2 separate regions of the Homo sapiens genome follow, and region 1 is linked to region 2. Evidence: chromatin contacts called from ENCODE Hi-C or POLR2A ChIA-PET data. All regions are on one chromosome and are shown on one strand. The core of a region is the stretch at or near the end of the contact, and the rest is flanking DNA. Distances in the headings are between cores, read along the strand shown. Region 1 has its middle 38 kb from the start of ARHGEF3. Region 2 holds the start of ARHGEF3 (Rho guanine nucleotide exchange factor 3).

Region 1 (2,972 bases), core at 272-2,771, 38 kb after region 2:
AATCTGATCCAAAACTGGGAAATAAGATAATAAAAAGGCTTTTTAAAAAGTCATAAAATACACACAGTAATGTTCTCCATGTGCCTCATTTACAGGTACTTTTCTTTCCATAATTCTAAGAAGCCCCAGTACATAGTTATATCATCTTAACAGTTAGCAGCTGCAGTTTAGATGTGGGAAGGAGGTCTGCACAGACAAAAACGCTGATAGCAGAGAGAAGCAACAGCTGACAGCTTAGTAATGAGAGGGGAGCTAGAAATACTATGACGAGCTGACCTGAGAACTCAAAAAGCACAAATTCCCGGGACCAAACAGCCCTAAAATACCAAGAGATCAACACACTATAGCAAAGTACAATGACAGATGGTCATTGTGTGTCATTTAAGAAAGGCAAACGATAATTTGTATAACCTGGCCGGGTGCAGTGGCTCATGCCTCTAATCCCAGCACTTTGGGAGAACAAGGTGGGAGGATCATTTGAGCCCAGGAGTTCAAGACCAGCCTAGGCAACATAGTGAGACCCCCCTATCTCTACAAAAATAAAAAAAATAAAAATTTACTGGGCGTGGTGGTACACACCTGTAGTCCCAGCTACTCAGGAGGCTGAGGTGGGAAGATCACTTGAGCCTGGGAGTTCAAGGCAGCAGTGAGCTGTGATTGTGCCACTGCATTCCATCCAGGGTGATGGAGTGAGACCTTGTCTCAAAAAAAAAAAATTTTTTTTTGTATAACCTGTCTCAAAAGGCAAGAGAACATAATATCCATTTACATAACCAGATACATTTGTGCATTTGCATACACACATTTTAAAGGCTGGATTATATATATATATTCTTGTGTATTAGTATATGAGTATTTGTGATGTGTGTGTGACATTAGTTTTTTTAACGTTTTGGGTTTTTTTGAATTTTTTTATTTTCATTTTATTTTATTTTACACTCCAGGTAACTCACAGAACAACATTTTGGTTTTTAAAGAAGACTGTGTGGTGAAGTCCAAATAAAGTCTGTCATTTCCTTAGCAGTACTAAACCAATGTTACTTTCCTGATTTTGACAGATACACTGTGTTATGTAAGATGTTAACATCAGGGGAAGCTGGGAAAGGTACATAAGAACTCTCTGTGTTATCTTTGCAACTTTTCTGTAAATCTAAAATTATTCCAAAATGAAAGCTTATTAAAAATATAAAACAACGAAACAAAGAAGAATGAGGTCTTGGTTGTCTAATCAAATTGTCTACACTCTGCGCCCTATCCCCAAATCTCAAGGGGTCTGGCAGCTGAGCTTTCACTGATTTGGTCTGGTTGCATCAAATCATCATTGCAAGGATGCTTTGACCCTAGAAAGCTACCCTCCTTTAGAACCTGACAGCTCACAACACAGGATCACATTACCACCTTTTACCCACCTGAGGAAGGGAGGGTCTGGTCCCTAGGTCTGCAAAATCTGGGAAAGAAAGTGGTACAATCCCGAAGGCTCCTGGTGCTCTCGAGCCCGGACACGTTTCATCTGACAGGAATCCTCCTGGGAATGACTTCAACCCCCAGATCCCAGGCATTATCTCATCTTGGCCGTGTGTCATCCTCTGCATTTTCCTTCAAGTTACTAAGAGGAAATGGAGGATCAGACGGAGCTCTGGCAGCCCACCTTCTTCTTAGGTGGATATTTTTAGCACTTTGAGACAAATAACTTGCTTTTTAAGACCATCCCAGACATTCTTCAAATGAGAGGTACAAGCTTTCTCTGCTAGACTCAGTGAAAAAGGCATGCAGTGCCTAGGAGAGCCAGCCAACAACAGTCAACAACAGGAAAAAACACCCCCATTTAGGGGACCATAAATATTTACAGCATCCAATGGTGTATTTACTATTCAATGATCCTGCAAAACAAATGTTCTAGGACAAGAAGTGGTCTGCATTTCTGCAGGATCCCAGAGTTTCAAAGCTGGAAAGGGAACAGAGATGTGTCCAGTTTCCACACTCTACAGGTAAGAAGGTTGAGGCTCCAAGTATGCTCCCATAAAATGTCTGCTTTTTAAAATATCTCTATTACAACATGCATTCCCTGAGCCACAGTTCATTGTTTACAGACCGTCTCTCACAGAAGTGGGTGTTTGCTGAGGGACTCAGCGCAGTGCCGTGAGTAAGCACCATAAACAATCAACAAAACCTTGTTTGAGACACCAAGATGGAAGCTCATCTCTGCCCTGACTCATGTTTCTGGGGACCTCTTCTCTGAACCTAATTTTAAAACTGAGAAGACAAATCTTATTCCTGAATGGCTGAAAGAGCAACCAGGAGTGCATTTGGAAATTCACCTGCTAACATATTATAACATTAATACTATTTGTTCAAAAATTAAAAAAACAATTTCATTTCCTTCATGAGATGAAGACTAACATTTTTCATTTTCTTTGGTAAGAATTTCTAGAATGCTGCTTTATTAAATTTCATGGTTAGAAAGATTTACTGAGATAGAAAAGGTTTTTTTAAAAACTGTAAGATTAAAACAGCAAAGTTATTAACATACACACAGTTAAGCAGTACCAAAGAAAGCTGTTTGCACCAGAATATGTCACCTGATCCTAAGAATATTTAAATTAGCATTTTGGGATGCAAAAACACGGAAAACCCCTTCTCTTTGCCCCCAGTAGATAAATACTCCTGGCTCCTCATCTATACTGATCAAGTTCAGGTCAAAACGGAATGACGAATTATTGAGACCCCTAGATTTGCCCACTGTGACATCTCAATGCAAGAGTGAGATGAAAAATTAACCTTGGCTGGGATCTTTCCCTAAAGTAGCAATGGCAGGAAAAGCTTGAGTCAACCACCAGCTAGTCAGGCAGAAATTTCAAAGAGGTGGTGAGAAGAACTTGCTGGCTTCTTATTGGGTGGGCTTCCTCAACCAAATCCCCCTTTCAGCTATAGCATGCTCCTGGTTGTTAGTCTTACATGAGATCTTCCATGTC
Region 2 (2,959 bases), core at 60-2,559:
AGGAAGGCGAGTGGGTGGAACCTCAAGAATGCTGTGACAAGGCCGGATGCACACCTGCCTTCAGCCTTTCCCCAGTGGTGGTGGTGATGTTTGATGTTCGCAGAGTGAGGTGTGGGAGAGTGGAAAGCTCCCAGATACACGCATGAGCGGCAATGACTAGCTGGGTCCTGTGGGTTCCACCGCAGCTTGACCACAGCAAAGCTGTAATCTAGCGAAAGCGACTGTATTCCCTAAGACCCTCAAAGAGAGGGATGCTTTCTCCTCCAGCTGAACCCAACCTTTAAGGCCAGTGAGCTATGTGCCAGAGAAATAACACGCAAGAGGAAAAGGCAGACTAAACATAACCTGGGAGCACTCCTTCACATCGCCCGCAAGGCACAGGAAAGTTCCCAGAAAGAGAAATGTTTCCAATGTTCCAAGGCAGCTTTCCATTGACCCTAAGGACTTTAATTCATTTTCAAGATCCATGTGGGAGACACTCCAATTTACTCATTTAGCCCCAGCCCCCCGGCTGAATGACCCTCACTGGCCACAGGTGATAGGCAGAGGCGCTGTGTCCTGTTTTTGCTGCCAAAGGGCTGCAAGGCCAAGTCTGACAGGTGAGAGGGCTGGTACGTCCCTCTGCTCTCACAACCCAGGCAAAAAAAACTCGCTTAAAGGGTAGCGACACTGGGGCTTGCTGACACTTCCCTGACACTGGGGCTTGCTGACAGTAGGAGAAAGTCCCTCTGAGAGTCCAGACAGAAGATGGACAGTCTGAGAGCCCTGCAAAGGCAAGGAGGCAGTTGCTCCCAGACCGGCAGGTAGAGGGACAGGGAGAGAGGAGGCAGCTAGTGCTTGGTCCACAGAGAAAAAGCGAGAGAAAAGGAGACAGGGTGAGAGATGGCGACGGGGAGACACAAAGAAGACTGTGGGAGAGATGTAGAGAGAGAAAGTGGCACACACGGAGAGTGAGAGATGGAAACAGAGACAGTGACACTGGACGGGCGCCGAGAATGGGAGATGGAGGCAGACGAGACAGGCAGATGACCCATAGAGGTCCAGGTGCAGGGCGCGGCCCTACCTCAGCGTCCTTGGCCGGACCGCTGGCCGGGGGTAGCTCCAGGCTGCAGTTCGCTCTCTTGACCGTGAGGTAGAAGGGGTAATCCTTGGCCACCATGGCGGCTGCCGGGCCTGCCCTTTGGGATGTCACCGCTGACCCTAGGCGACTACAAAACTCCCAGGCAAAAGGGGGCCCCAGCTCCACGATGCCGGGCGGCGGCGGCGACACGGAGACCGACAGCCGGCTTCTAGCCGGGCAGGACTCGACTGGGCTCCGGAGCCGAGTGGGCGGGACCGTGCCAGCCACGCCTTGATGGGTGGGGAGGGGGCGGGCCGCCGGCTCGGCACCGCCCCACGCTGCCGGGAGGGCCCACGTGCCGCAGCGCGGACACCTCCTGGGGCTGCGAGGGGCGTGGGGCGGTCCCGCGGGTGGAGAGGGACCTCTCTCTCCCCGCTGGTATTCGACTCCGGGCGCCCCCGCAGAGCGTGGGCCGCGATTGCGGGGCAGGCAGACCCCATGATAGCTCCTTTCGGGCTCTTTGGCACTCTCCGGGTGAAAGGCTGCTGGTAGAAAGGAGGCTGGGGCGAAACCGGGCAACGGGGAGAAAGGAGGCTGTAGTGACACCTGGAGGCAGGAAGGAGCCTGGGGGGAAAAGCGAGCGTTTTAAAAGCCCACATTAGAAAGGGGTGGTGTTCTCTCTTACCCTGTTCCCAGGCCACTGCACGTTTTTTTTGTTTTGTTTTGTTTTTGTTTGGTTTTTTAAATGAATGTCAGTGGAATATAATCTACAAATGGCAAAATGCACCCATTTTAAGAGTACCGTTTGTTGAGTTCTGACAAATGTAAACACCCGTATAACCACCTCCACAGTCGGTATACGAAACATTTCCACCACCCCCGGAAAATTCCCTCGAGACCTTTCCCACTTTGCACCAACTTTTAAATTTGACTAGCATATTCAGAGGCTGCCTGACACTCGAGGGCAATCTGACAGAGTGTCCTTCAAGTATAAAGCTGTGCATGGATGACCTGGCACTACCACACCTTTCTGGATCCTTTTTGGAGAAACAATGACATTATAAATGCCCAAGAAGGCGATTGATCTTAAGGTTGTTTGCAGCAGCCCTGTCTGGGGCAGTAAAAAATAAAAAATAACTGGAAACAATGGTAATATATCCATCAATAGGGAGTGCTTAAATAAACTTTCTTCACTGTGTAATACCGCTTAGCAGCAGTGAAAAAGGAGATGGGTCTATGGGTGTGGCATGGAAAGATCTCCAATGTATTAGACTCAGTTTAAAAATAATTGCAGACTAAGCATAATACAATACCATTTGTGTTAAAAAAAAATACAAGTTTACCAAAGAATATCATATATTTTCTATAAAGACATATTTGTGGGTAAATAGCATTGAACACTGTCTACAAGAATCCACAGCAAGCTTTTACCAGTTCCCCTGTGGCTGAAGGGAGGCACCTGGGTTTAAAGAATTAAAGATAGTGAACAAAAGGGACTTAAGCTTATAGCTCATGTTTTAAAATTTTTTATAAGAAAAATACAGCCTGGGCAGCAGTGAAACCCTGTGTCTACAAAAAAAATACAAAAAATTAGCCAGGGATGGTGGTGCACACCTGTAATCCCAACTACTCCAGAGGCTGAGGTGGGAGGATCACTTGAGCCTGGGAGGCAGAAGTTGCAGTGAGCCAAGATCATACCACTGCACTCCAGCCTGGGTGACAGAGACCCTGAGAAAAAATAAAAAAGAAAAGAAAAAAAGAAAGAAATAGAGGAAGGAAGAAAGGAAAAAGAAAAGAAAAGAAAAGAAAAAAGAAAAGATGGCTAGGTAGAGTGGCTCACACCTGTAATCCCAACACTTTGGAAGGCCAAGGCAGCAGTGTGGCTTGAGGCCAACAGTT

What was found. A loop is a pair of places that touch in the nucleus more often than their neighbours do. ChIA-PET counts read pairs that join two places held with the same protein, here RNA polymerase II (POLR2A). Pooled maps may share reads with other maps.
Region 1: a loop to region 2 is called in a map of PC-3, with 6 times the contacts of the local background. The contact joins the enhancer-like site here to the promoter of ARHGEF3 in region 2. A Hi-C loop is called at or near these places in 5 of 168 maps with a recorded cell type or tissue (CD4-positive, alpha-beta memory T cell, IMR-90, PC-3 and 2 more), 4 of 37 single-sample maps with no recorded cell type and 11 of 50 pooled maps. POLR2A ChIA-PET finds 5 or more read pairs at or near these places in 7 of 52 experiments (CD4-positive, alpha-beta T cell, CD4-positive, alpha-beta memory T cell, HepG2 and 4 more).

Annotation. Positions count from the first base shown.
Region 1 is chr3:56,838,435-56,841,406 of GRCh38, forward strand. It overlaps a transcript of ARHGEF3 not described here. Among named protein-coding and RNA genes, the nearest start is that of ARHGEF3, 38 kb to the left of the region's middle. RefSeq lists a silencer at 1,387-1,681. Within about 2 kb of position 1,522, at least 3 of the 41 ENCODE cell types and tissues checked have a DNase peak (open chromatin) inside an H3K27ac peak, as active enhancers do; they include PC-3 and mammary epithelial cell, where a contact is called at or near this core.
Region 2 is chr3:56,800,640-56,803,598 of GRCh38, forward strand. It overlaps ARHGEF3 (Rho guanine nucleotide exchange factor 3), which reads right to left and starts at 1,310. Exons shown (of 10, transcript NM_019555.3): 1 at 1,064-1,310. The coding sequence starts at 1,159. RefSeq lists a silencer at 1,310-1,479.